Linked DNA regions of Homo sapiens: regions 1 and 3 are each linked to region 2. Evidence: chromatin loops called from intact Hi-C (ENCODE). Cell type or tissue: OCI-LY7. All regions are shown on one strand. Each heading gives the region's core, and the rest is flanking DNA. Links, peaks and the distances in the headings are about the cores only.

What was found. Peaks named below come from ENCODE experiments on the same cell type or tissue, not always from the same donor. Only the 100,000 strongest peaks of a DNase experiment are listed, where the experiment ranks them.
Region 1: it touches region 2 in a loop (7-fold over the local background); 32 of 110 quality-filtered maps call a loop at or near these places.
Region 3: it touches region 2 in a loop (7-fold over the local background); 27 of 110 quality-filtered maps call a loop at or near these places.

Annotation. Positions count from the first base shown.
Region 1 is chr4:181,256,780-181,267,125 of GRCh38, forward strand. LINC02500 (long intergenic non-protein coding RNA 2500) reads right to left here and starts at 8,250. Exons shown (of 2, transcript NR_149139.1): 1 at 8,166-8,250; 2 at 4,237-4,789. RefSeq lists an enhancer at 1,745-2,278. In OCI-LY7, for the core only: CTCF peaks have their summits at 4,768 (motif pointing right) and 4,969; no DNase peak of the experiment used is centred there.
Region 2 is chr4:181,523,689-181,534,034 of GRCh38, forward strand. It overlaps a transcript of TENM3 not described here. Among named protein-coding and RNA genes, the nearest start is that of LINC02500, 260 kb to the left of the region's middle. In OCI-LY7, for the core only: CTCF peaks have their summits at 5,081 (motif pointing left) and 5,304; a DNase peak (open chromatin) is centred at 5,093.
Region 3 is chr4:181,297,243-181,307,588 of GRCh38, forward strand. No RefSeq gene overlaps it. Among named protein-coding and RNA genes, the nearest start is that of LINC02500, 37 kb to the left of the region's middle. In OCI-LY7, for the core only: CTCF peaks have their summits at 4,696 (motif pointing right) and 4,902; a DNase peak (open chromatin) is centred at 4,689; H3K4me3 peaks cover 283 bases.

The DNA.
Region 1 (10,346 bases), core at 1,443-9,442, 270 kb before region 2:
CAGTTCCTTGTAGGTGGCCCTCTCAAAACAGCTCTTTTGGGGTTCAGAAACTGTTCCCCCTCTTTACCTCTTCAGGCCTCAGGGTTCAATAATGCTCCCTACTACTACTAGTCCCAGAGTACCTCGATGAAGCTGCCACCCACACCTTTGAAAGTTGTGCCTTTACTCTCTTCCATTACTCAATATGAGTGTGCATCTATTTCCCACCTAGATCCTGATTGAAACAGAGACCTTTACAATTTACTGCGATTTCATCCATTTAATATTAGTCTTTGCTGTGTCCAAGACCAGTTTTTCTACATTATTTTAACAGAAGAAACTCTACCAAGTTACTGCTCATAAGCATATGGTATAATTTCTGTAACTCAGGTGGAATTTGTAACCCTTTATTCAACAGCAATTCTAAGTTGCGAGTAATTTCCATTTTAATCATGGAGAAAAAATCTAGATTAATTGCGCGTGACAGAATTAGGTAATGTCATTACCATCTCTGTATATTGTCAGAGCCATTGGGGTCAAGAGGCTTCCCAATGATGAATAAATTGCTTGACTGCCTGGTGTTGGTTGACCTAATAATTTTTAAAGTAGTTATTGTATCCTTAAATTATTCAGGTGCCATGAAGAACATAGATGAGATGAAGATAGATCTGTTTGCTGTGATAGTAGATTAACCATCTAAAACCATCTTTCAGAAGTTTTGGTTCTTTTATGAATGGGTTGGGTAGAAACTCACTAGGGTTAAAATCAATACTGGTATTTCTTTTCCCCAAGTGTACATTCTCCTAAAATCCAAGTCTTAAGAGTACCTGCTAGGAGTCGAGACCAAAAGGCCTTATATTTTATAAAATGGTTCTCTATATCGAAAAAATAAATGCATAATTGGCTTTATGTTGTGCAATAGACATAGTCTTAATGAAAGTTTTGGGAAAAAAGCAAGAATTACAGATTGATTCCTTTCAAACTCTTTTATCTTGAACCGCAAATATGATTAATACATCCGGCTGTTTAGGTAAGGTTCTTTGGAGATTGATATAAGACAATTGTAAGAAAAAAACAAATTTCAAATATGGATTTAACAATATACTTATTACCACACAAAAGTTGTTTACCTATTCAAGAGACATAACTTGGCTATTGCTGAAGTTAGCCTTTTATGCATAATAAATCATCCCAAAACTTAATAGGATTAACGTTCATTTAACCTGTAAGTCTCTTTTTCAGGAATTTGGGCAGGGCTCAGGTGGGCAGTTCTGGTTACATTTGAATTGATTCAAGCATCTTCAGTCGGCAGTCAGGCCAGTTGAGAGCTGACTAGCCTAGGATCACGTCTACTAGGAGAACTCTTCTCAGTTCCACATGGTCTCTCTTCCTCCAGCAGGTTGGCTGGGCTTGTTCATAGGGCAGCTGGGTAGAACTCCAAGAAAGCCAGTAGGAGCATGAAATAAAGGCACAATATCACTTCCTCCACTTTCTATGGGTATGGGCCAAAGAAAGTCAATAGGCCACTCAGATTCGAGGGGAAGGAAAGTAGAATCTGTTTGTTAATGGCAGGAGCTTCTAAATTCCAGAGCAAAAGGCATGGAAACAAGGAAAAGTGAAGGACTGTAGCCATTTTGCAATCTACCAAAATTAGATAATAAGGAATAATGTGGAATGGGAATGATGAACCAAATACTACATTGGGCTTTTTTGTGATTAAAGGAGGTAGGTAAGGAAGGGACATTGTTTTGCATGTATCAACATACACAATAGCACACCCACATATAGAGATGCTTCCATTAAATATTTCTCAGACACAGCAGGCCTTGTATCTCTCTACCAGCAATCCACTCTGGTCTTGCTTCCCTTTTCTTTTGTGCAATCTACAGTTTTTCATTTTTCTTTCTTGGCTTTTGTTTTCCTGCCCCTTCTACTGACTCTCTGACTCCCAGCTGTGCTCTAATCCTCCTCTGAGCGAGTTTTATGCTTCTCTTGTCTCTCTTATCCTGCTTACTGTGTATTCCAAAGTCTGGCAGGAACCATGTCAATAGAGAAAACACTCAGTCATTTGGCAACGTGAAGAAGCAATTAGATGCCAGCTTCTAAAGGGCTAGAGGACATTTAAACTCCAAGTGCTAGAAATCTTACTGAAATTGCAGGCAGAACAGAGGGAGAAGTACTTGAAGAGTTATTAGCTAGCCAGAGCTTGGCCCCATCACATTTTTGCCATTGCCTATTATAAGAAGGCTTCCATGTTCTGGGTTGAGCCACTATGAGTAGAAGGGAGATCAATGAGCATCCTCAGAAATAATGAAAGCTTGTCTCAGTCCTTTAAGAATAAGACCTGGAGAAAGTGATTCCCTGATTCCCGGAGCATAACAGGACACTTTGGATGCACATGACAATGTAGAAGATAATTCCAAATTCTATAGCTAATCCGCAGCACAGTTAATCTCTGAATAGTTACAGAGATGTGTATTATAATTGGAAGCACAAAAGTGGCCATTTATTTCATTTTGTACAATGCTTGTTATTGCATTCCAACTCACAGTAGCTATTACTCAAACCTCTATTTTCTATTGTTATTCTTTTAACGCAGACTTTGCCCCTTACCCAAGCCAGGGTTGTTATTCCACAGAGGGTTTTCCAGACATCATTAACCACAGGAAGAGATCATAACACAGCAGAAACTTGGGATTGAATAACAACCTTGAAATTCAAACTGACATCATGTATTGTTGTTTGCATTATATCCTAAACAGTTATTAGGAACAATTAGCAATTAAAGACTCTTAGGTGCAGTTATATGGTTTTCTACAATATATCCTGAATAGCAGGATAAGTGCTTTGGCTGCAAGCCAATCATCAAAAGCCAACAGAAAACTCTAACCTAAAATGCGTGCTCCTTTATGGCCATTGAGCAAAGTATGTTAATCAAGCAAAGCCATACACGAGATGGGGAGACTTCAGGTGTAAACTTTCGCTATGAAGCCTATCCCCATTTTATCCAAACTCTATGTAGCCCCAAAGAAATAGGATTTATACACATATCTTCTCCACTTAACTTTTATGAAAAAGAGACACATAATAAGCACAGAAACAGATATCCAGAAATATTTTTAAAGGAATATGTCCTGATTTCAGGACAAAATTAGTGTAATAGCGTCTATCTTCTAGTCCTTTAGTAGTTCTACCATGACACTGGTGTTCATTATAATGATCCTGAGGCCCTAAATATTCTTTCTGAAGCATCAACGTGATATTACATCAGAGTCAAGCTAATTTGAATGTTAAGTGTAGTCTACACATATTTAATTCCTTGAAAATCAAGTAGTATATACTGATTTTTAGTTTTCTCACAATATTCATCTTGCCAGGGGGCCATATTCTCAATTACATTGAATAAATTGGATTTTGTGCTTTATTATGTATTGTGTTTATTTTATTAATATCAAAGTGCTGGCTCCAGTTCACCCACTATTAATAGTTATATAAAGCTTTTTTTCTGTTTCCAAATCAGACACTGATTATAGATATAGGAAGCTGAACTCAATCTCTATTCAGCACAGTTTTAAAGAACATGGAATAGCCTGAAGGCAAGCAGGTGTCCAGCTTCTATCAGGCGCTCAGTGTGGAAACAGAGAGAAACATCAGGAGAGTAAAAAAATTCATTCAAATGGCTGTTGTTTTTTTTTTTTTTTAAAAAAAAAAAGAATAAAAGAGAGTAGGAAAACAATTTCAATTGCTCACTGACTTTGCTTACTTAAATCTTTGGAGTAAATTGTAAATAAACAGCTGATCCAAATTGACTAGTGTGGCTTACATCCTTCCCCATTCCAAATGTGTCAATAAAAGTGTTAGTGTGAAAGAACTGAGAAGGGTGGGGCTCCTATTATATTTTTGGAAATAACTTGAACCGCTCAAACTTTACATAAACTCAAGTTATATTAAAGAGAGGAAAGCATGACAACATAAATTGGAAACATTACAATCCAATTTCTTACTTTTGTAAGTACGAAGAAACAATATGGACAATAACATTTCAAAGTTTAGAAATAAAGTATATGATTATCTGTGAAGCAAGATAAAGCACTTATGAATTAACCTCTGGTAATTTCTCAAAGATTTTATTTGTTTCCCTAATAATTAGTTATTGTAAGTAAATGAAATTATACATAAAGAGAAGATAAATTATGTGAGCAAGCAGACATACTAAAACTTAATATAAATACATAAATATGCACAATTAGAAATATTATTTGCATAACCCTATTTATTTTTTAATATAAAAATAGAAATGCAGATATGCAATTGCAAAATACAGTATGGAAAATAGTTAACCAGAATCCAGATATTATGTGCAAACTGTAATTTTACATTTATAATGGAAAGTAACATTAAAGGAAGCTTTGCATTCTTTTAAAATATGAGCTTAATAAAATAATCTGTGATTTTGGCTTATCAATAAGGGCTTTCTTATCTGGGGGTAAAGTAGTCTCAGGAGCATGGTGCCTGCCTTCCTGAGATGGGCTTATCTTGAACACGGGCTGACTTTCCCTTGTGTTTGAGCTCATTCATTTCCCCCAGGTACTGAAGGTTTTCTAAGACGTCTGTTCTTCTCATTGATTGAGTGAAGAACAATCTCCCTCAGTGAGTGAGACACAAAAGGTCTTTTGCACACAGTCGGAACGTGAGTGCTTCAGTGAGGAAGTGTTTCTCATGCCTCTGGGTCTTTACTCTTGTTGCTGCTGATATACACTTCCAGGAGATGGAGCTATGGCTCAGTTTGAATTCTCACATCTTTTGTGGTCTGCTCAAGGAAAAAAACAAAAAATTAAGATCTCAGAATCTTTTTTGAGCAGTTTAAAAAGTAACCATTGCTGTATGGCATTGGGAGGTGGGAAATGGATCGAACTCTTTTGTATTTAATCTATAGGTTTGTAGATTAAATACAAGAGTTCCTTAATTTAAAGCATTTTAATACACTGTGTTGGTGAAAAAGCTTGAAGCTCAGGCTTCTCTTGGATAGAACTCAGGATTTATGACCTCTCTTCAAGACAGAGAAAAAGGCTATTTTTTAGAAAAAGAGAAAACATTAAAAGAAATCAGAGTTGTTGTTGGTTGTTTCTAAAGGAAACCAGCTCATTCCAAAATCTGATAAAAGAATCATCCTGTAATTATAATTATTAAAATAGTGCTGTTTTACTTTTTCCATTTGTCTACCCTAAAATATGTTTATCTAAATGTTCCCCCTTCCACCTGCCCTGGTTTAGCCTTTATTAAAAGTCAGAGTATTGTTGCGCCTCTGATGAGTTTCAAGTAGGCTTTCATCTCATTATGCACTTTGCATATAAGAAACCTCCAATTTATGGCTGATTTCTCAAAATACAGTAATTGAGTTTGTTGCCAGCCATGCAGGGTAATCATCCAATCATGAAAACCTGCTCTGTATGGAGGAAAGTGTTCTGGACCAGTGGATTAGGGATGACAGGTGTTCTTCCTGGTAGCCAGCTGTTTCAGGAGCAGTATCATAGCAGGAGTTTCAGAAATAAGTAACAGCCATGACAACAATCATTGTATTTGAAGAGTGTTTATGATTATAGAATGTTCCATGAGCTTCACGTTCCTTGAGCCCCTGATGACCATCCATGTGTGTGAGATTGGTGCTATGAGGTGCTGAATTTATGGACCAGGCTCACGGAGGAGATGGAGTGATGGAAGTCACACTGCTAGTAAGTGGAAAAGTTTGGCTTCTTGTCCACACCATCAAATGCCTCACTTCATGCGCTAGTGGCATGTTTTGTTTGGATGTCTTTGTGAGTGTGCGTGTATGAGTGTGCGTGTGAGTGTGTGTGCAATGATGTAAAATAGTCTTGCTTCTGATGGGCATTTGTGCATATCCTCGTGTCTGGCAGGACTATCCAGGGATGCACAGCATAATCAGACTTCTTATCCAAACTGGGGGAGCCCTTATCTGTGTTTGGGACCACCTATATGACATCAATTTAGATAGGAGTAAAAGCGTAGTCAACCAACTATTCCTACTGTTAGATGTTGTCCCGATTTTATCACATTCTTTTGTGTTTGTGTTTAATTTATAAGTGGTAACATTTGGGTTTTTTATTCTAAGCTTCAAATTCTCTTTACTTTCTTGATTTCTTATTTTAGTTAAAACTAAACAGGGTATTATGGCTGATAACTACTAGTTAAAATTAAATTACCATGAAGAGAAAAAGTGAAATTTTATCCTAGTAACATGACGATATTTTTCTTTAAATTATAGGTTTGAATGTGAAGTTTCATAATACATAGATATGAGTTTCTCCCAATCTCTAGCAGCTAGAAATACTCTAGCTAGGTACAAAATATTCATCATGCTAGTTGTTTTAAATATACTATCGATATCACATGTAGAAAACCTGGACTTAACTCAGACCTTAGTATGAATTCTGGCTCTTTCTCTTACCAGCAATATAACTGGAGTAAATTATTTATCATCTCCGAGTCTTGGTTTCTTCAACCATAAAATGGGGAGGCACTCAACCTCACAGGGACATTGTAGAAGACTGAATAACAAAATAAATCTTTAATACTATTAATATATTTAAGGATGGTCCTATTGCAGGTTACAATTTTTTTTAACCATTCTTTCTGTCTTTTCCATTCAATGATTTTGTAAATGCCCATTGCTCTGGTATTTATTAGGATGTCTGAGTGCTTTTAATTTTGGTCTGAACTGAGTCAAGGAAACAGGTGATTCGTTTTGCCAACGAAATAAGAATTTACTGACTTTCTGAGTTATGTAAGTTTTGTTTTGCTCTTATAAATTTGAGCAGGGAGCATGTAAATGCTGCTTTCAGAAGAATAAGGGGAAGCAAAGCAAAATGAAAATGAAATAATTCCCCAAAAGGATTTCCAAATCATTTCTACTGATTTAGGCAAGAGGGGGTGGGGACTCTGTCAAAAAGGTTCCCTGGACCCAGCAGCATGAGCAAACCTGCTGGCACATCTTTGCCACCACAAAAAATTGGCTCTGAAACGACCATTCTGTGTTAGTTTTACCTGCATGTTTTCAGTTGTCACTAGCCTACTCAGGGGACCGAAGAAGAAAGCTTTTTTCCAGAACCAGTAGGTCTACAGGGGTCTGAGAGCAGGGATCTGCCAACAGAAAATTAGAGTAATAAGGAAAGCACATTAACAAAGGCTCTTTTTCTTTTAAGAAGCATAAAAAAGAACCGTCCCATCAGATGTGGCTTCTTCTAAGTGTTACTGCACTTAGCAATTTTTAAAATTCTCAAAATATAAAATACGAGAGAAAAGGAAGTGTGACATTTTACTTTTTGTATGTTTTTCTTCAGACTGGTCTCATATGCTAATAATACCTATAACTTATTCTATTTACTTTCACCTATAAGCTATAGATTTAAGTTAGTGAAGGTGTCAGTGTGCTATATATAGGGCCACATCGTTAATTATACATTTTATAACTTTTGGGTGAATTGAATGCAAGATAGGCCAGATGCTGGGAGTGTTCTGGGTAGAACTGCACTGTTAGACATACACAGGAAGGGATTTAAAGGGGGAAAAAAGCAACTATCTCTTCCTAATTCAGCTCAATCTCTAGCTGATTATTTTGGCTTCTCATCTTAATGGTAGCGCCCGAAAATAACTTAGAAAAATAATCACAAACTCTACACTCTAAATCTCATATCCTAATAAAGGAACCCTATAAACCAACATTAAGATAGGTGAGAAGAATATAAGTGGTATGCAATTTAAGGAATGAAATAGCAGCAATTTGCATTTCTTCTGTCTCATTCAGTAGCATTCATTCTTGTTTCTTATTAAATAAGTCTTGTAAGGTACCTTGAAAACACCAGTGGCAAAGTGATGGACCGGTCAAGAGACGCTTTAAAAATGTTGGTCTCCAGGTTTTATAAGCACAGTGCTTTGAGTGTTTCGTGTTTGAAGATGATGAAGATAATTAAATGTAAAAGAAAAATCTCCTTCAAATAGGGAGCTTGCAAGCAAGATAGGTACATACACCATTAATCATACTGTGATTTAAGCACCTAGAAAGTCATTGCTCAATTATCACTGCTAATGAAGAGGAGCAGTAGTGCCGGTGATCCAACATGGCAGCTAGAATAATTTATATTCAAGTCAAAATGACTTTTGGTACTTACATTTGAATATAATGGTGTCTGGTATTCTGGGACTCCTAGCTGAGCGCCCAGCAGGCAGGAGGGTTCCCACACATGCACTTGCTCATTGTTCCCTTGCAGAAGCAAAGGAAGCAAAGGAAGCATGCGTGCTTCAGCCGGTAGAAAACGGCTCAGCGGCTGGGGCTCAGCTTCCTAAACCAGTGACAGGGCGCAGATCGGTGTGTTTGCTACTACCCAGGCCTGCAGTGGTGCAGCGGGATTGGGGGAGGGGGATGGGGGAAGACTTCACCTGCCTGATATTTGTGTGTCTGTAGACCATTAGTGGATAAGTAAAAGATAATGACGTATAACCAAAAACATTTTAATGAGAGTAAAACAATGCATGAGAAATCAGAGCAGTAGGTCTGCCCAGTTTGCTAAAACAGCCCCTTCGTAAAAAATATATCATGTTACTTGATTTACCCGAACCCAAGTGCCTAGGCATAACTTATTTCAGCAGTGCCTGCCGTTTAATAGAATACAAGATAAATTTTTGCATTTCTTCAAACTGTTGTATTTCCTACTTTTAGCCTGATGGTTGGGTTAGATCTAGTTTTTAAAGTGGGGAGAAGAGTATGGCCGGGAGTTACAGCAGGTGCTTTAAGGAGATGGCAAACATTTCAGGATCAGTGTGGTATTAGAAATAGCTCTGCAGTAGGAAAGCTGCAGAAGTCTTGCAATCTTGCTGTAATCAGAAGGCAGTGCGAGTGCTGAGATCATTTTATTACAGAAAGAATGAGATGTGGGAAGGAAGAGAAAATACATATCTATGTTCTTAATCTTAGTATATTGACTTATATTTTGTTTCTCTATTTTTCTCATAAGAATCTTTTTTTTTTCCTAAAAGACATTGTTGCAGAATACTTTATCTCAAAACCATCACTGCATCATTATAAATGTATTGTTTAGGAGGATTTCAAGGTCTTCCAGATATGAATGAAAAATCATTTATTAGCAGATAAAGTTACTAATTGAATGAGAGGTAACCACGGTCGCAATTGCACATTGTTTTAACAGTTGTCCCGAGAAGACACTTCCAGACTGATAGGCCTCAAAGAAAAATATGTGTTGTATTCTACAAATATTAATAATCTAGACACAAGTGTTAGAGATGAAACTTAGGGAAAAACAATACAATTCATGGCTTCAGTGTTTTTAATATCTAATGGGGGAAATAGTACTCATAGGATTTATATAGTATTTTTTTTTATTTTGGCTATACAATTTGCACACTGTGAGTCATGCAAGCTCAATACCGTGTGTTCAGAATGAGAAACTTGTCTTGTTTCATTTTTGTATGTTCCCAGTGCAAGGTAAGTTTCTTATACATTTAAGTGCACATAAAATATTTATTGAGCTGAAATAAAAACTATATTTTGCTACTCAAAAGTAACCAAATGATCATCATCACAAAGAAATGCATAAAAAGCAGGCTGATGAGAGGATAGTGAAACAGCCATTCTTACTGTCATATATCTTTTTTTCTTTCTTTTAAAAACTGTAGAGTAAGTAGAATTGAGGTAGCTGGTTCTTTGTGTTAGTTATGAGGCTTCTACTTGTGAGTATAATAAAGGTGATCCTAATAGTTAGTGGAACTATGGTAATTTGTTGGATCTCATAGAGTCTATGGGTAGCAGCTTCAGGCCTAGTTGGATCTAGCTGTTGAAACAATACTGTCAGGGATTCCCGTACAGTTCTCGAATCTGCTTTCCTCTCCTTTGGCTTTTTTTCTGACACTGTCTTTTCTCTTACTGACAAGTTGAACTTCAGAAACTTCAGGCTTACATCCTAAGTACATATCTAATGATAAGGAAATCTGGCAAAAAGGAGTACATATTTCCATAGTTTCACCCACAACATCTGGGCTGACACTTAGAGATTCTGATTGACCTCTCTTGTATCATAAGCATTTTCTGAGTCAGTTTCTGGAGCTGGAAGAAGTTGGCCACCCTGATTGACCAGACCTGGGTCACATTTCAGAATGAGGAATGCTCAACTCCCAAAGGAAAGGTAAAATGCTTCTAAGAGTTGTTGGAGAAATGGTTATTGGGCAGACAAAAAGAGTCTTATGTAGGGTAAGAACTTAAGTGTTCATTAAGCTGAAGTATAAGATCACTTAAGTATCTTGGCAGACAGAACACCAAGAAGACATGTTAGCCTACA
Region 2 (10,346 bases), core at 1,025-9,024:
CAAATGTGTTTCCTTAAAGCAAGCTCTAACCAAGAGGAGAGTATGATGTTCTTCTCTCAAGGATCAGAAATCTTCAGACAGGTCTCCTATGCGCCACAAAGTAGTTTTAACCTTCAGAAGTATCTGCGTCCTTTGGTGTACTTAGAGCAAAGCTACACAGAAAACCATCCTACAGGATTCAAACAGTAGCATACAAGAGCTCAATCATCTCTGAAGAGCTTTCATTTGACAAAAAGGGAAAAGGAAACAAGTCTTTGTTGGTTTCCTTTTTTTTAAGAAACAAAAGGCCATTCAATTCTCTCTTCCTTTTTCCTCTCCATCTTACACTCACAGAATTCTACGTGGCTCGCTGTTATAGAAGACAAAGGTGACTAGCTTCTTTATAATCCACGAAACACTAACATGGAAATCATGCAAATTTTTCTTTATAAAGATTAACCTGTGAAAATGTGGGGGAGCAGCACTTCCCGTGATTTCCGTGGTTTTGGGGGTGGTGTAGGAGTATGGAATTTTTTTCACCTCCACAAATAGAAATGTGGATGGGACAATGACTCACCAATTTCTCACAAGGCGAGTAGAAAATACTACGTCAAATAAGTTGGTTGCTTATTTCCTAATGGATTGATTAGGATAACAAAAACTTCCATACCGGCCAAACCTCTTTAGCAAATACCTTTGCTATTGGAATTGACACGAAAGGCTTAAATGAAGCAAAAGCGAACTCCGTGTCTTTGGGATGCAGGCATGGGTCTGCAGCCAGCTGTGGTATATGCCCTGATTTAACTATGAGTAAAGAGGCTATTTGATTAATCAGTTCCTAGCAGGTTTTATGCATTAAATTTACTTTTACAAAATCCAGAAGTTATTCTTATCTGTATCTCTCAGTTTGACTGATTAATTATCTATGGTTCCCCAGCACATACCATGATCACAGTAATGTTCTTTGGAGATATAATCATCAAAGAGCATCCCTTGGTTAGTGTGGTACATGAGAAGGGCATAAATAATGAAACAGAACAGGGGCCATTAATCCGTTCTGTTTTGTTTTCTGTGCTTGGAGGTTGGTTTACCAGGTAGGGGGTAAAGAGTAGATGGGAAGTGAGGGGGAGGAAAAGAGGAAAGCCTATAGGTCAGAATTTTGCGCGGTTCCTTTCAGCCAGTCCCTCTCCTCGGACCACGCACCCTCAATCCCTGGCAAGTCTTGAAGGCTTAGAAGTTTTCATTGTGGTTTGCCAAGCTTTAAGTATGCACATGACTCTCACTGGGAGCTAAAAATGTATTTCCCTAACACCAGATGATTAGAAGAAATTGCTTGATTATACGACATTTATGGTTCAAACATGAACCTATTGTTTAATGCAGATTTTTAAGCAGTTTTTTAAAAACAGAATATCGAAAGTTTGACAGGTCAGTGCTAATTAAGAATGCAGAAGAGGGGCCAGCCACGGTAGGTGGCTCACACCTGTAATTCCGGCACCTTGGGAGGCCGAGGCAGGTGGATCACTTGAGGCCAAGAGTTCCAGATCAGCTCAGCCAACATGGTGAAACCCCGTCTCTACCAAAAACACAAAAATTAGCCAGGTGTGGTAGCAGACACCTGTGGTCCAGCTATGCTGGAGAATCATTTGAACCCAGGAAGTGGAGGTTGCAGTGAGCCGAGATCACGCCACTACACTCCAGCCTGGGCGGTAGAGCAAGACCCTGTTTCAAAAAAAAAAAAAAAAAAAAAGGAATGCAGAAGAACAGAGGGCAAAAAGTGAAGCTTTCAAATCATATCTCCCCCTGACTTTTGAAGGGGCTGAGGAGCTGCTAACTGAGTAGAGATTAATTGCCAGGGTTCACTCGGTAGACCTCAATTGTGTATCATTCTTCCTAATGTTATGGAATATTTATGTCAAGAAATCCTGATGGTTTGCTCCTCTGTAATAACCCTTTGCCTGTTACCTTTTCCCCCTGTGTTTTTTTGTTTTTGTATAACTAGAATGTTTCTATTGTATAGACATTTTAGAACAAAATTGGGGTTGACCAGCTTATTGAATACAAATCTCCTTTTCTCAAATGTAGCAGTCAAGAGCTGTGGGGTGGCAGGTTTTCTTACCACATACTAATGAGGGCAGCTGGGTGAGTGCCCTCAGGCAGAACTAAACTTTGCACGCGCTACTTCTCACATCTCCCTGTGGGTAATTAAGTGGTGTGGTGCTCCAGCCTGCTAAGGAAATGTCAGCCCTTGCCTGGGCTGATTTTTTTCCAGTGGAGGAAAGCAAAGCACAATAGATCTTAACCAAATAATGTAAATACAGAAGGTTTGAGAGAAGCACGTTTTCTAGAATCTCTCATTCAGCTTTCCCAGACAGTTGTAAACCAAAATATTCACTAGCAGTATGACTCTAACAATTTCAAGGAAACAGACATTGGAGTATGGAATGTTTCACTGTTATTTTCCTCTGGCATAATCGTGAATTTAAACGATTGGCCCATTTCTCTGGTTGAAGGAAATCATTCTTTCAACCTTCTAAGAAGACGAGTTCTATGGAATTTAATCACTTTTGCTTTATAATTTTTAACAAAAGAATCCAAATTAAAAAAAAAAAACCAGCAAAGTAGCGAGTGAGGAATGAAGACCTCAAAATCTACAAAATGTAAAATCTACCAGCTTTGTATTTTGACCCTGTCAAACCCATATTTGACAAGCAAAGCAGTGTGGCCTTTTTCCTTCGAGTATAAATTTCACTTCACTGTATCTGCTTAAGTTGTAGCCAGGAGAGATTGGAAGTTTTATAACGTGATTGAAATGTAAAGCTCAGCCAAACAGGAGTAGGAGTAGGTTTTGCTCAATTGTCATTGATTAAGGGGTTCATCTTATCTATCCATCTGGGGTGCCATAGTAGGTGCATGCTCTGGTCCTTTGCACTCTTCGAGGGCACTTACTCTTAACAATGTTTTGAGATTTTTTTGTGGTAGTAGTGGTGGTAGTGATGGTGGTGATGGTGGTGGTGATTCTTGTCATTTGTAATTGGGACTTTATAACTATAGGATTGGTTAAGAGGAATTGAGACTATTAGAGAGAGAGCTGTGTATAGATTAATAGCAGTTAATTTCTTCTGTCTTCCTCTAAATTTCTCTCCAGAATGTGTCTGTCTCCCTTTTTCTCCGAGCTTCTCTCTCTCTATCAGTCTCTGACTCAATTTGTCTGTGACCTCTCTTTCGAGTAGTAGTAAAAACATTTTAGTGTCCTTATAGTTCAGTTAGGAGATAAAGTTCATGGCCAAGTGCTGTCTCTGTCTTGATCCTACGGCCCTTCCCAACTTGGTCCTCCTTGCTCAGTGACTTAGCCCTGGGTCCTTGCAGCCACCCTGCTGAAGCTCACTCCTCTGGCCCCCTGTGCGACCAGTCAGTGCTGTTGTGTTTGCACAGAGACCAGCTGCTAGGTCCACAATTGCAAAACAGTTCCAATCTACAAACTGTTTTCATGAATGTCTTTTGTATGTCTGGAAAACATTAAATGTGATTTCACAGATGAATGATTTTGAAAGTTTTTAACTTTTAATTAGACTATTTTTAATGACTTTTTGTAAATGGATTCCCAGTAAAGCATTTTGTTTTACCTATCTGAAGACATAATGAGCTAAAAAGTTGAGATATTTAGTATCAGGTTTTTGGGTGTTTTTATTTGTTTTTGTTTTGTTTTGTTTTGTTTTGAGACAGAGTCTCGCTTTGTCACCCAGGCTGGAGTGCAGTGGCTTGATCTCGGCTCTCTGCAACCTCTGCCTGCCAGGTTCAAGTGATTCTCCTGCCTCAGCCTCCCAAGCAGCAGGGATTACAGGCACAAGCCACCACGCCTGGCTAATTTTTGTATTTTTAGTAGAAACGGGGTTTGGCCATGGCCAGGCTGGTCTCGAACTCCTGACCTCAAGCCACCATGCCCAGCCAGGTTTTGTTTTTTTTTTTTTTTAATATAAAAGGATAATAGAATGAAAATTTGAAAAACACAAGTATAAATACATATGTATATATGAAAGTGTGTATTCATCTTCAGAATAAAATAATAATAGAAACATTCATAATTCTCCCACCAAGAAAATTGTATTTTACATTGTGTTACATTTGCTTGTAGTCTTTTTTTTCGTTTAATGTAATATATGTACACACATTTGACATTTTACTCTATAAAGCAGTTTGTAAATTACCTCTTCTTTCATTTAAACTTATACTTCTGAGTTGTTAAATGTTCTTTAAAAATATATTAATGGCTGAACAATACTCCATTGTATGGATGTACCACAGTGTACTAAAAATTGTTTACTTTTTTAAAACAATTTTTTAAAAGGGGGGGTTAAAGGAGGATAAAATTCTCTGTGTAAGGCGTAAATCCTTACATACATCTCTGATTACCTTTAGGAAAAAAAACAGAAATGAAATTATTTTGTCAAATGAAAACATTCTGTGATTTAAAATTTTCTATTTTTATAAAATAGATACTTAATATACATATTTGTATATTGGACGTTTACTTTTTGGTATATACCCCACCCAATATGGCATTTAAAAATAAAGCTATCTAGTTTCTACACAGGACTCTTTATAATCAATGACTTTCAGATCAAGTAGTAGCATAAAATTATTATTTTGATCCTAAAGAAAGAAAATTAAGTATTATAAGTTCTATCTTGATAACTACAAAACAGACCCTCTAGCACAGTGCTGTGACACTATAGTCTTCGAGTGAACAAAATTGAAGAGATTTAGAGATAAGAATTACGACCTTCTCTTGTAAATGAGACTCGCAAAGCACAGGAAGAGCTAAATTATTGACTTTTTGCTCTGTAACAACACTAAGAATAGCTAAGACTTGTTGCCTTCTTACTAGTGTCACAATTTGAAGTGCTTTATGGGCATTAAATCATTTAATCCTCATAACAATCCTACGAGGTAGGTTGAATTATTCACCTCATTTTACAAATAAGGAAAGTGAGGCTGAGGGAGGTTAAGTCACTTTCCCAAGTATTTCACCGAGGAGGTGGAATTCCATCCCAGAAAGCCTGGCTGCAAAGCCTGCACTCTCCACCACTGTGCAATGCTGCCCCCTAGTGCAAGTGTGCATACACGCTGCTCAGGTTCCTTCCCTGAGAGGCTGCTCATAAGGAAGAAAAAGGCAGAAATGTGGAATGAAGGGCTGATAACCAAACACACACACACATACACACACACACACGTGTATATACACACACATATCTGCAGGCATATATATAGTTGATATAAATATATGTCTATATTTAACAGTATATGAGTAGCATAAATAAGATTAGTATACTTTAAAATGTTTAAAGAGCTTTTATTTATATTTTCCTATCTGTGAGGAAGGCACAGTGGAGATTATTGAACCCATTTCACAGGTGAAAAAACTGAGGCTCAAAAGGGTTAAAACATCTTGCCCAATGCTCTACTGCTGGGAAAGGCAGTGTGGGGATTAGAAGCCAGATCTTCCAGCTGTTAGTGCAGTGGAGCTTCTGCTCCCCTTATTCCTCCCCAGCAGTACCTCTCCTACATGTCCAAAGGCATGAGCAAAAATGAATGAGAAATGGTACAGACAAGGAAAAAGGGTCTGCCTTCCCATCTGTTTAGATCTAGAATCCAGAAGGAAATGAGAGAACTGCTCTTGGGCGATGACAGTGTAGTGTTAACAGAAAACAGAGAAGGAAGAGCTGCTCAATTCATGTTTTGCTTCCATTCTCTTCAGTAAGAAGGATTAACTTCAAACAGAAAACTCAAGGGAAATAGATGTGGGTAATGTAAATACTACAGGCATAAATCCTTTCAGGAGACATGAGAACTTACAACTGACAGCCTAAGATAACTACAATCACGTGGGGTGGGGGGTTGTTATTCACCCCATTATAATATAAATTATTCCTAATGACACCAGATAAATAGGTGCTGTTAATGAGCTGCACTTGGAAATAAAGATACCACTTACTGACCAGATAACATGAGGCCACAAGTATTGCATTTACACTCAGCCACTCATTGGCCACTTTAGCCTCCCTTGTGGCCAGGGGCAAACATTCGCGAGATGGCTACTTTCAGCCAGAGTTCAATAGGCACGGTGCTATGTACACACTAGGTACTTGGAAAATATTTGTTGAATTAAGCAGAATTGGACTGAACTCTTTGATGAGGTTGTCCATAAGCAGAGATCCCTTGCTCTAAAATACAAACTTCCTATGTGGCCTTAAGAAAAGACCAAAGTCATTCCAAGTGTGTCATGAAACAAAGAGAAACTAAGTAAGAATAGGACACATACAGGAGCGTTTGGAAATCATAAAGTTTGGCTCTTCTCTTAACTCTCTTTATTATTCTGGTGAACTGGAATAATAACTGTGTACAATTACATTTTAATTTATGCTCCAAATGAAAGAGCACTTTTTAAAAAGTAACATTTTAAGTGTCAGAGAAGAGACATATTAAACTATTATTTCTTTCTCAGTGATCATAAAAAAACATGCATTCTGAAGTCAGGACAGTGAGATGCTTAAAAGCCCTACATACAGGGTAATAAATAAGATGAATGAATAATTGAAATTTTGCATTATGTGGCACCAATAGATTAATTTTTACAAGGGAACTTATTTCAAGTAATGATCTTAGGAAGTGATCTCTCATTAGTAGCCATCAGCGCGTGGAGGTGGCCAGCCTTTCCTACATAAAGCAAAGCAGCAAAGTTGAGTTCTCACTGATATGTCTTAAGAAGAGAAACAAGAGTTACAGGTGTAGATGAGTTGCAATGCATGAGTTACAGGTAACTAATATTCACCCTAACAAATCAAGCTGGTCCTAAGGTAGATCCTGCTGGCAGAACATACAAAGCATTTTTCCCCCCATTGCTAACAGTCGTAGAATTTGTGAATTCAAGCAACTCTTAATGAGTTTTAAGGGGACCCTCAGTGCATAATATGGAAAATATGCATCTTCCTTTTCAAATTCTGTAGACATGTAATCCTCCAAACAGGCATAGCCATAAAAATAAAACTAATCTTTAATGGATGTTGATTCAACAACAAAGATATTGCCTCTTTAACTGTCGTATTCGTTGGAGGAGTAAATGTGTTGTATGTGTGTGCGTGCATGTGCATGTATGTACGTGGGTCATGTGTTTCTGAAAACATGAACTGATCTAAGAAGTTCTAGTTATGATTCTCCTCATAAGGCCTTTGGAAGCTGACACCTGCACCAGTTCTGTGTTTCACAAATTAGAAGTTGGTTTCTGCTACTTCCTTTTTTTTAATGTCAGCCCTAATTGTTTGTCTTACTCTGATACCATTCTTAGTGACTTTGAGAGTGTATCATGCCTTTTTATCCATAATGAATGACTATTAGCATCAATTTTTATTACATTCCAAATAACCATCAATTTCTCCTTCAATTACATGTGTAAATGTCATGTGGTTATTTTCTGCCCTGTGGATTAGATAGCAATCAGAACCAGAGTGACTTTAACTTTAACTGACCCACAGAATAAAAGTGGTTCAAATTATAGAGCAAGGAAGGGGGAAAACAGACAGAAACTCACGATGATCATCTGAGCAGTGAAAAAAATAAATACATAAAAGTTGAGTGCAGGAGTGAACCCCAACGACAAAGTTGCCAGATAAAATCTCTGTCTTCCTCAATTCTTGGCTTAGCTTTGGTGCTATGACAACTATCCACATATCAGGGGACTTATGCATAAGTATCCCAGAGTCTGTTTCTGTTGGTTTTGTTCATCTCATGTTCTTTCTACCCTCTGGAAGGCAGGGTGATTAAGGCTCCATGACATTATATTTTTAAATTAGGAGTTTACACATAGGGTATGAACTGTAACGAATTATTTATTGAACACCTACTAGTTCTAGACACTGTGGAAAGCTCTGGGAATACAGCAAACAAGACAGCTGGGATTCTTACTTTATGGGGCTTTCAGTATAATGGAGAAGAAAGACATTAAACAAATAATTACAAATGTTCAATGCTGTAAAGGAGAAGCCCAGGATGCTGTGGAAATATAAAACGCAAGATCTAACCAAGTGTGTGTAAATGTGTGTACACGGGACTGGGGAAAGGGAGTGTGCAGAAGGCTTCCCTGAGGCACTGCTGCTTAAGCAGAAAACTGAAGGGCGGAGCAGAGTTGTCAGTACTGCAGTGCTGGTGCTTAGTTCTCAAATCTGGGAGGTACCGTGCACTTAGACCATGATGTCAATATGTGGCTCACCCCTGCAGTTGCAGGGCTCGCTTCGCACAACCATCCCCAGGTGTCTCTGAGCAGGAGTGGGAGTTGGCTAGCTGATTAGCAGAATTAGATGGGGAGAAAAATATTGCAGAAAGAAAGCCATTATGTCTTTGAAGTAGCACAGAAAAATGTGTTATAATAGAAGTAGAGCGTGTCTGGGAAAGAAAGTGGGGTCCCACCGGCTGGGTTTTATACACATCATTACAGATGTGTCATTTTATCCTGAAAGAAATGGAAAGCCACGTGTATGAAATGCATCAAAAACATTACCCCTAAAGAAGATCTAAATGGAGGAGGGCAAAATTGGGCTTTAGGACTAAGATGTAGACTTTTATCACAGTTACAATGAGAATTTTTGCTTCCAGGATTAGGACCCTGCCAGATTTAGGAAGCAGGATGTACAGTAGTTGGGTGCGGGAGGTAAAAAATAAGGAGGGGTTGAGAATGACATTGAGATTCCTGGCTTGAAGGTGATTCATCATGCCATCTCCTGAAATAAGGCATAACTGGGGTCCATTTTTAACATGGTGAGTTTTAGGTGCCAAAGAGCCATACAAATGGAAAATGTTCAATAGCAAATGGCGTTTCGTTCTGGAGGGAACAGGTTCTGGTTGGAGTTATAAATTTTGGAACAAAACACCCTATTTGAGTATATCTTATACTTGTATCAAGTCTTTCTGAGTGTGCCCCTATTTTAAAAAGTAAAGGAATTAGAAATCAGTCCTGTTAAATATTTCAGAGCTTTATGAAACCACCAAAGAGGAGAGGACATTTCTATTTTATATCCTAGTAGCTTTTATTTTACAAGAATGACCATAAATGGCTATATAGTTTTTTGAGTACTACAATATTTAACCTAACTCTTATGATATTGTTTGTTTCATTTATAGAATAACATTTATTTTCAGCATCTTATTATGCATTCTGAGAATTCTGTATATAAAACCCTTTTTGATGATTTTCTTAAAATTGTTTTTAGGTATTAAAAGGATTTGTTTAAGACTGTGAAATGTTTTCAAAATTCTCTCTATAACCCCTTTATAAACGTAAACTACTAACAGCATTTTACAAACGTGAAGACATGGCTTTTCTACCCGGGGTTTTGGGGAAAGCACTGAGACTAGCGGTAATCTTTCCTAATAAAGTCTCTTTGCTCCTGGAGAACTCAATTATTAGGGCAGGACCGGGAGGGGAAGAAGCAAGGATCCAGCTACTCAAAGCCTGCTCTGGTGTCTATAGTGAGGAAATAAATGTAACCCTTATGGTTTAGCCCAGCATACTGGGTCAAAAAGAAGGGGCATTGCAAGCCAGAAGCCCTGCTCAGAACTGAAGAATTTACAGGCCACTGACCTATTGTGTCACAGTACCGCCACCATCATCACTTTTAATACAAAAGAGTTCACTCATTCATGCACAAATGCTTCTCCTGGGTGCAGTGGATGATCAGTCACCCTCTGGGGAAGAAGAGGTGGACAGAAGGTCAACATTCACCTTTATGTTCTCAACAACAACATGTGTTTCCATACCTTCTCTTGGTCCCTTAAGGATGGATTGGTTTTCTAGGTAATAGGCCCCTTAGAAGGGAAAAAGAAGCCCCCAACACCCGTTATTGGGCATACGATCTTCCACTGGGGTCTCCTTCCCTCTCCATACCCTCTTTTCTTCTCCAAAGAATCCCTCAACACTAGGCACGAGACAGATGTAAGCTACTGCCAAATCCAAAATACATTTTTAAACTATTTTCAGAGCCATTTTATTGCATGCCTATACCCCTGCCTTTAAATTAAAAAAAAAAAAAACTTTCATTAGTTTTCTGACGTAGACCTTCTTTCAGATCCAGTCTTTCTCACTTCCACCTCCTTTCCAAACTCTGTCTTATTGGATCCATTGGCATAAACTCCCATCTTGGGTTCCCCATTATCACTGACAACTTTAACCAGTGCTATTATCATTTATAGAGATAAAACCCTCTATTAAAATCTAAAACATAACCCACACCTCTGGAACACAATTAATGCAATTGGATCTCAGTGAATCTAGTGAATACTCCAAGTCATTCTGAGATTCACACAAAGACTAGGGA
Region 3 (10,346 bases), core at 1,655-9,654, 230 kb before region 2:
AAAAAGGGACATTTTAATGTTTTTCTTACATTGTAGAGTCAAGAACACTGGTTTGAGATTAGCACACCTAAATTTCAGTCCCCGTTCTTAAGGTTGCTAACGATCGATCCTAAAGCAGAGCCCTGAAGGTCTTTGAGCTTGGGTGTTCTCATTTATAATTGCTAGAACCTTTGATTTGCATTTCCCTGATCATTAGTGATGTTGAGCATTTTTCCATATGTTTGTTGGCCATTTGTATATCTTCTTTTGAGAATTGTCTATTCATGTCCTCAGCCCACTTTTTGGTGGGATCGTTTGTTTTTTTCTTGCTAATTTGTTTGAGTTTGTTGTAGATTCTGTATATTAGTCCTTGTCAGATGTATAGATTGTGAAGATTTTCTCCCACTCTGTGGGTTGTCTGTTTACTCTGCTGACTGTTCCTTTTGCCAGGCAAAATCTCTTTAGTTTAATTAAGTCCCAGCTATTTATCTTATTTTTCTTGCATTTGCTTTTGGGTTCTTGGCCATGAAATCCTTGCCTAAGCCAATGTCTAGAAGGGTTTTCCAATGTTATCTTCTAGAATTTTTATAGTTTCAGGTCTTAGATTTAAGTTCTTGATCCATCTTGAGTTGATTTTTATATAAGGTGAGAGATGAGGATCCAATTTCATTCTCCTACATATGACTTGCCAATTATCCCAGCACCATTTGTTGAATAGGGTGTCCTTTCCCCACTTGATGTTCTGGTTTGCTTTGCCGATCAGTTGGCTGTAAGTATTTGGTTTTATTTGTGGGTTCTCTATTCTGTTCTATTGGCCTATGTGCCTATTTTCATACCAGTACCATGCTGTTTTGGTGAGTATGGCCTTATAGTATAGTTTGAAATCAGGTAATGTGATGCCTTCAGATTTGTTCTTTTTGCCTAGTCTTGCTTTGGCTACACAGGCTATTTTTTGGTTCCATATTATTTTCAGGATCTTTTATAGTTTCTGTGAAGAATGATGGTGGTATTTCGATGGTAGCTGCGTTAATTTGTAGATTGCTTTTGGGAGTATGGTCATTTTCACAATATTGATCCTACCTATCCATGAGCATGGGATGTGTTTCCATTTGTTTGTATTGTCTATGATTTCTTTCAGTAGTGTTTTGTAGTTTCCCTTGTAGAGGTCTTTCAATTCCTTGGTTAGGTACATTCCTAAGTTATTTATTTATTTATTTATTTATTTGTAGCTATTGTAAAAGGGGTTGAGTTCTTGATTTGATTCTCAGCTTGGTGCTGTTGGTATATAGAAGAGCTACTGATTTGTGTACATTAATGTTTTATCCAGAAACTTTGCTGAATTATTTTATCAGTTGTAGGAGCTTTCTGGAGGAGTTTTTAAGGTTTTCTCTGTATACAATCATATCATCAGCAAACAGCAACAGTTTGAATTCCTCTTTACCGATTTGGATGCACTTTATTTCTTTCTCTTGTCTGATTGCTCTGGCTTGGACTTCCAGTACTATGTTGAAGAGAAGTGGTGAGAGTGGGCATCTTTGTCTTGTTCCAGGTCTCAGAGAGAATGCTTTCAACTTTTCCCCATTCAGTGTTATGTTGGCTGTGGGTTTGTCATAGATGGCTTTTGTTACATTGAAGTATGTCCCTTGTATGCTGATTTTGCTGAGAGTTTTAATCGTAAAGGATGATATCACCTTATTCCTGCAAGAATGGCCATAATAAAAAATCAAAAAATAATAGACATTGGTGTGGATGCAGTGAACAGGGAACACTTCTACACTGCTGGTGGGAATGTAAACTAGTACAACCACTATGGAAAACAGTGTGGATATTCCGTAAAAAACTAAAACTAAAACTATCATTTGATCCAGCAATCCGACTTCTGGGTATCTACCCAGAGGAAAAGAAGTCATTATGTGAAAAAGATACTTGCACATGCATGTTTATAGCAGCACAATTTGCAATTGCAAAATTGTGAAACCACCCAAAATGCCCATCAATCAATGAGTGGCTAAAAACTGTAGTATAAATATATACGATGGAATACTACTTAGCCATAACAAGGAATTAATTAATGGCATTTGCAGTGACCTGAAAGAGATTGGAGACTATTATTCTAAGTGAAGTAACTTGGGAATGGAAAAGCAAACATCGTATGTTCTCACTCATAAGTGGGAGCTAAGCTGTGGGGATGCAAAGGCATAAGAATGACACAGTGGACTTTGAGGACTTAATGGAAAAGAGTGGGAAGGGGCCGAGGGATAAAAGACTGCAAATATGGTGCAATGTATACTGCTCGGGTGATGAATGCACCAAAATCTCACAAATCACCACTAAAGAACTTACTCATGTAACCAAATACCAGCTGTTCCCCAATAACCTATGGAAATAAAAAACTTTTTAAAAAAATGGTAGAACCTTACAGTGTAAGCTCCCTCATTGAAAGGCATGTAATACCTGTACCCTGCCTGGCCCACAGCATGTATCCAATATACAGCAGTTAACTTTTCTTTCCTGCTCTCTCCCTCCTTTTACCTCAAAGAGTTTTTAAGTAATTAAAAGAAAGATCACTCTAATTTTTAAAAAAACATTTGGAAGTGTAATCTAGGTAGCAATTTATCACAAAAACTTTAAAATAATTTATTTTTACTCTATTAAGTCTTCCATTAGGCTACAACTTGTCAATACAGCAAAGTTTCCTACTTCTCCTGATGACAGACATATTTAATCCTTTTAGTATAATGTGCTACAATGAGGTTCATAAAACTTTGAGTTTTAAAATGATTGATATACCTCCTAAAATGACCTCCTGCCCATGCTCCTTGCCAAAAAATTGATTAAATTCACATATTACATTTTTTCTAACCCTCGAAAGTAATAGGAATCATAAAATAATAATTTATAAAGAAAACCTGTAGGTCTAATTCTCTTTTTTTAAACTAGATTATATTCTAAATATTTATTAGGCAATTTCCTGGGGTTAAAAAACATACAGAGAAACTTAGATTTTTAGACTATCAAAAATAATCTGCTTCAACTTTAAATTGGTACAGTCAAATTTAAAAATAATTACAGCATTAAACAATATTCCTTTTCCAGACTCTTCCCTCTGTCATAACACAGGAATTTTGGCTTCCATCTATCCAATCCTTATGGTAATTTTAAGTTGTCAGCATGTTAAACTATTAAGTTGAAACAATAATTCTTTATTTTTTTAAACTAATATTCTGTCTAAATTGCTTCAGAGCTTCAAACTCAACATGTTTAAAAGAAACCTCTCAGTCATTCAATATTTAGTTTCCTAAGTAATTTTCCTTCTAGGCAGAAAAGTAATTGGTCTCAGAAGCTGATTTTGTTCTCCCTTCTTTGCACTGGCTGCCAGAAAGCTCAGAACCAAATGTGCGGTTAATGTATATGACCTAGAGTACGCATGTTGTTTATCAACCTCACTCCAAGCTTCCTGCTATTTTTCCTGTACTTATATTCTAATTTCCTTACTTGTCTTACTTTGCACATTTTGTGATTATATTCTGTATTTATATGTCACATTAAATTGCTTAATTTTTTAAGTTGGGTATAAATACACTCAAAAATAAATTAATTCCACTAAAGTTGACACTCCCTGCATTGTTCAGCTCAGTGCCTCTAAAGACATGATCCCTTTGTCATCCTTGACCTTACCTTTTCTTCATTCCCACATTCAATGGTTGATAAAATCCTGGAGTTTCTAACACTTAACTCTCTCTAAAAGCCTTCTTTTCGCTTTAGTGGTACCATCATTGTCTTAGTTTGGAAATTCAATTGCTTCTGCCTTGGTCTCTCAGATATTGTCTCATCGCTTCAAAACATCTTTTATACTGTTGCCAAAAATGGTTTTTGAAAAAAATGCAAGTCTGACTACACATGCCACAGTTACAATCACAAGAAAGTAACATAGTCACAAATAGGGTGTACTGCTTGGCTCTTGTTTTTGCTGAATCTGTGACTCGTGTTTACCATCAGCCATGTGTTCTCTTATAAATAGGTATTTGTAAGAAAAACTATTAGGCTTGCTTTTGTAAAAGCTAAAATGCACAAGACAGGATTTTATTAGCCTGCCGCAATAAGAACATTTATTAATTCAGAGAATCTCAAAAAAAAAAAAAAAAAAGGGGGGGTAGAGGAAGGGGCTGAAAAGGCAGAGGGCTGCAGTTTTATAGAGGCAGATAGACAAGAGGATCATCCAGAGTCGTAATGGAGTCATGGAGAAGAATGGAGATGCCTCTCATGGAAGCCACTGAGGAAGGGCAGAGCTGGGAATATGCTAGACCAGAGCATGCCCTGACAGCCATTTCTGGGAACACAAAGGCGTGGAGGTATTTTGGGAAGGGAAGGAAGGACGGGGAGATATCATAACCATCACTGTTTTCCAGGAACACGGGGTTCATGTAAAGTTGGATATTGTCATTATTCATCCATCTTGTGAAATTGAATGTCCTCACATTTCTTTTAAAACTGCACAGAAATGAAAACAGAAAGAAATGGCAATTTCCTAAATGTCCCCTGTTGTTCCCCTCGCACAGCCTTATATAAGTGGTACATTTTCATCTTAAGGGGAAGGCCGAATATACAGAGATATCTATAAGATCACTTTCAGAATCGCCAGTGAAGGGAAGAAGAGGGAGTGGTCCCAGGAAGTTGATTTACTCAAGGGACACCCTCTTCACCCCAACGCCAGGTGGCGCTGATGGAAATGGCTAGCAGGCCACACTTTGAGAAACCCTGGCCCAGAATATCATCTATCTTAACCTTTGCTGTAATTGAAATTTTCCTTTTACGTCTCACTTAATAATCATGAGCACTATGAATCCCTGTAACTCAGGCAAGAAGAAAGAATTCTCCACTGCTGATGGAGCTATTGTTTCAGATCATACCATTGATTAGGGATCAGGAGTCGTTTAGTAAGCCTCTGGTTTCCAAAGTAGCTTAAGCTCTAATTTCATAGACATTAAATCATCCTGGATTCCTCCCTCTTAATGGCATGTTGGCAGAGCAGTTATAGCTCACTAGAGAGCAGGCTTGCCTCAGCTGTTACTGCCTCAGCCAGGTGGTCAGAGGAAAAATGAATTTGCTTACCTGGGAAAACAGGTTGCCTATAAATCAAAAGAGGTCAAGTTATGTCCACCAGATGGAGGTTTTAAAATCTTAATGTGTAAGTTAAGATATAATGGATTACAGGAGGTGAGATTTTAGTAAGGTTGAATCATTTTGTTGCCTTCTGGGATGGAGGGGGAGCGAAAGGTTACTGTTACAGTGAACAAGAATGAAGTCAGATTTTCATCCGAGGTGACCTAATTACCAAGGATGTGATTCTGACTCATTAATTTTCAAAATCATATCTAATTATTGGTATGGCTTACTGAGGCTCAAAAATGTGTTTTCTAAGTGTATAGTATCTTTTCCATAAGTACTAGATTTAGGCATGTTATAAATATTGTGGTTTAAGAGGACTCTAAACAGTCAAGAAATCTCTTTCTCTGTTTCTGTCTCTCTCTATCTCTCTCTGTCTCTGTCTCCCTCTTCTTTCTGTCTCTTTCTTGTCTGCTAGTTCTTCAGCCCTGGAAATGTAAAATGAAGGGTTACAGAAAACAAGAAGAATCTGTCAGTTTTCTCTTTCGGGGCAATTAAAAAATTGATATATTATTTAACATAAAGCTTTGATGGTAACTGTGGATATCATTTATCCATATTATCTCACTAGAGTTAACTGTAGGAACACATTTAGCCATGAATGACTTTTTACTCTGAAAGAGTAAAGTCACAAGGGAAGCAGAAACAGTCCATGAGTGACAAAGGATATTATCAAAAATGCTTATTTATTCCAGTGTGTGAATATGGTATGTGTACAAAACAAATAATTTTGAATTATTTTAAAGGTTTATCCCAGCTGGGAATTATGCATCTCTTATTCCGTAACTTGGCCTTTTTTGTCTTGAAATTTCAATGGTATACTTGTTTCTCACCACCTTTTTTAGAAAAGTGTAAAAACTTACATAATAACACTTGTCTCCTGACATACTGGAGATGTTTCCCATTTGACTCTCTGCTGTTAACCGATGAGCTTAACATCTTGCTACCCTGAGATGCCCAGCAGAGAACATGACTTTTTTGTAGGGGAAAGGACACTTGAGTATGTGGGTCTTTCAGTACGCAGATTCCTCATAGGTCTCTTCACGTAAGTTCTTCTTTCCCTAACTTAAATCCTTAGCTACCTTTAAAATATCACACATTTGTATTTCAGACCTTTGTTGAGATGTTTTTCTTTTGACTTACAACTTTAAAGTTCTTCCACATAAAATAGTCTATTTTAAAAAATTTAAATTTTTGAAACATATTAAATCATTTGATAGATACTATTACCCTTAATGGGAAGGAAAGAAATAATACACACCTTTAATTTTCTTTAGTAAAGTGAATTTTAATGAGAACAATGGAAATGGGAATTGTGATTCTAGGTGTGACTCATATTTTGACACAGGTTTCTGACTTGAAGTCATTTAATCATATGTACTTTTAATTCATGTGGATTAGGGTTAAAATTCATTTCTTTAGCTTATTTTTAAGTAGTTATAAAAGTGAAGGTGAACTTTTATTTTTATTTAGATTGAAATTATTATTTTCCGTTATATTTTCAGACTTTTAAACTAAGCATGAAGTCCCTCTACTTTTCTATGTTCTCATCTTAGTTCTATGGGCATCAGAGCTGAATTGATTTGTAGAAAGTTCCTTAAGCAGACCGATATTATTCCTGCAAAGTAAATCCATATTAATATAGATAACGAGGTATGTAAAGAGATGGATTTAGTTCTCAGTATTATGCTTGAAGTGAGTCGACCTCGGAAAAATTGAACATGAATGCTTCACCTCAATGAGAATGGTTGTCTGCGCAGTATATACAATTTTTAGTCAGCTATGTAGGTCCATATCTATGACCCAGAAAATATATGTACCAGCTCATTTGCCTGATTCTTTGATATTCTGTGAACATGCTGAGCCAAAGATGAGGACATGTTCTATCCATAATAGTCCATTTGCAAATAAATGCACAGGCTTGTTATGGGAAACATCATTTGTTGCCTTGCTTGCTTTGGGAAGCACCATTTGTTGCCTTAGCAAACAACAAATGATGTTTCCTGCCTTTGAGTTTCCAGTTACATTACTGGAATAAGCCATTGGCACAATCAGAAATATGCTTTCGCTACTCTGTATTTTCTTTCTACAAGAATTTAGAGAATTCAAGGACAACAAATGATATGATTCCTCATTCAACAGCTCAGTAAAGCATGTCCTTAGCATATGCCTTTGAAACTGAAGAGATAAAATCGGGAAAATTAAATTTACTTGTATGAATTATTTCTTAAAATATATAAAAATAATTGGCAATCCAAGTATAATTTTTAAATACTGCCACTGAGACTACTACAACTATTCCCATTTCAGTATCTCTTGTTTTGATGAGCAGTAGGACAAGCTCTTCAGTTGATGATGTTTTTCCATACTAAAAAAAATGTGTATGTTTCCTTTGTCATGTTTGACATATATGATCCATTCTGCCAATAGTTTCAGCATCCTCGCCACTGTAAATGATCATTTCATTGGAGTAAGTAAAGGGAAATCACCAGACCTTGAAAGACAAACCTATTGAACAGTATTTTGATTAATATACTGATTTTCTATTGTAGAAATGAACAATGAATATTTGTTGTAGAAATAAGAATAAATGATTATATGCATTTTTCTGATTAGAATATAAAAGAATGTAATTAAAGGATTTACCAATATAACAAACAGACAAACATGGGTGCTATGGTTTGAATATGGGTTATCCCCACCAAAACTTTTGTTGAGGCTTGGTCTCCAATTGAGCAGTATTCAGAGGTGGTACTTTTGAGAGGTGATTAGGTCATTAAGATGCATCAATGACTTTCTGGTGAAACTAGGTTAGTTCTCAAGGGAAGGGTTTCGTTATCACAGGAGCAAATTAGTCAGCTAAATAAATCTCTTTCTTTTATAAATTACTCAATTGCAGATATTCTCTTACAGTGACAGAAAACAGCCTACCATACATCATAACGCAAGTCTGTTGAGGCTGGTGAAACAAAATCTGGTGACTATATCACATTAATTTTTGATGATGCTAATATTGGTGATGATAATGACAGTAAGCACACATAGCAATTTGCTATTTGGTAGGGATTCTTCTAAGCATTTATATATAAAGTAATTTAGTTACCAAAATTATCCTAAGAGGCAGGTACCATTATTGTTTCTATTTTGTGTTTGGAAAAAAAAGCTATAATGCATAGTTAACAACCAGCAGCAATGATGTTTTGAAAGGACCAGCTCTCACATCCAGCTCTTATTGTGTGCACCTCTATTTTGAAATCAATCTACTTCTAGACTTACTGTAAAACTCAGTCTTAGCTATGATGTCCATGGCTAGTAAAATTTAAACTTGGAATATGTTTAAATGTAAGGCTGTTGGTTGAGTAATTGCAGATTATCACCACCCAATGAGCACCTGTTGATTTGAATACCTACTGAATTGGCTGTGCTGAAGTATAACTGTGGCCTAAAGGTCTAGCCTTTTAAACTTCCTCCTTGTCGTTCTTAAGATACTCATCCTGATAAGCATAGTCCTCTGAAACGAATCCTACATTCAGTTTGTAACTCCTTCCAAGCAGCTCAGTTCTGGATCTGCTCTTTTAGACCCCCTTTTCTTTTCTGCAGGAAGAACAAAAGAGATTTTAGAGACAGTCCTTATGAAGAGCTGCTAGACAAGCGAACCATTTCCGCAGCACAGACTCAGACTTCGAGATTCCCTTTCCCGGGTATAATATATCAAGCCATGTCAACAACTAGAGAAAATGGATACTTCACAGTAAAAGCAAATTTTTAAAGACAATGAAAAGCTATAGAAGCAACAAAGACTAGAGGAAATGACACTCCAAAAGGAAAGAGCCTTTACTATGTGACCTGCGAGTTGATAGTTATTTTCTTTCCTGAGGGCATTTGCAGATTCAAGGTATGGGTCAAAGATGGGGTCTGGTCTAGGCAAACATAGACAAAACACTGGAACCTTTGGTGGTCCAGTGGGTTGTTGTGATGGAGAATAATCTAAAGGACTTGCAAACAAAAAGCCAGTTTCTCCCAGGAAGCATTTGCTGTGTTCTGGATTGGAAGGAGAGGATGAGGAACTCCAGCAGTAATTAGAAAACAACATCCTATTGAGGTGACCTGACACAAACATGCCCCAGGTTCCCTGTTAAGACTCCAGAAATTTGAAGCTGTGTGAGGTATTAGCCAAAAGAGCTAAATTCAAAATTCTGAAGGCATGACTTAATCTCCTGTAGTCTTTCAGAGTTCAGTGGACGAGAATCTACTTGCCTCTCAATCAAAGGTCTGGGAGGCCACGTCTGAGGAATGGGAATGAAGCAGACATGGATTGAGTTAAACTAAATCAATAAAAGCCCAAGCCAGGATCCATCCTTGGGATTGAGGTGTCTAAGTTCTGCATCTCTAACAGAGAAAAGTATAACCCTCTGGGGGAATGGCGGGATAGCATCATCTGGACTAATAATCAAGACAAATAAAAGCACACCCACAGATTATTCAGAAACTGGAATTAGCAGGCAAGGACATTATCCATTATCAATATTAATTAAATAAAATGGTACAGAAGATAGGCAAGATAGATGAAATCTTAAGAGTTTTGAAAGATATTTGAAATCTATAAAAATTAATATATGTCATTGATGAGAAACATGTTACCTACAATGAGATCCCTTGAAATTGTCTAAACTCTAATAACAAGATTGTGGGATATTGGAGAGATTGAGAAACTGGGAGAAAGGAGATCAATATCTGTGAAACACCCAATATGTGCTAGACATATGCCAAGAACATTACGTATGTCATATCCCTTAATTCTTCTATAAAGTAGTTATTATTATTCCTACTTTATAGATGAGAACTGTGCAGGAAGTGTTCAATATAACAAAGCAAGGGAACATACAAACTCCTATGTGATCATTTTCACATGTCCACAGCCTCCTAGCATGGGGCAAAGTTGTAAATGAACACATACCACTGAAGGCTCACACCATCATGAGCTTGCAGTAGCAATATCCTAGGAGCTACCTGAAAGCTTCTGGGTACACATAGCTAAACTACGATACTCCTTACCCACAGATTTTGGCATGCCCCTTAAGAAGGCTAGAGGTGTTTTCCAGGCGCAGTGGCTCATGCCTGCAATCCCAGCACTTTGGGAGGCCGAAGCAGGTGGATCACGAGGTCAGGAGATGGAGACGATCCTGATCAACATGGAACCC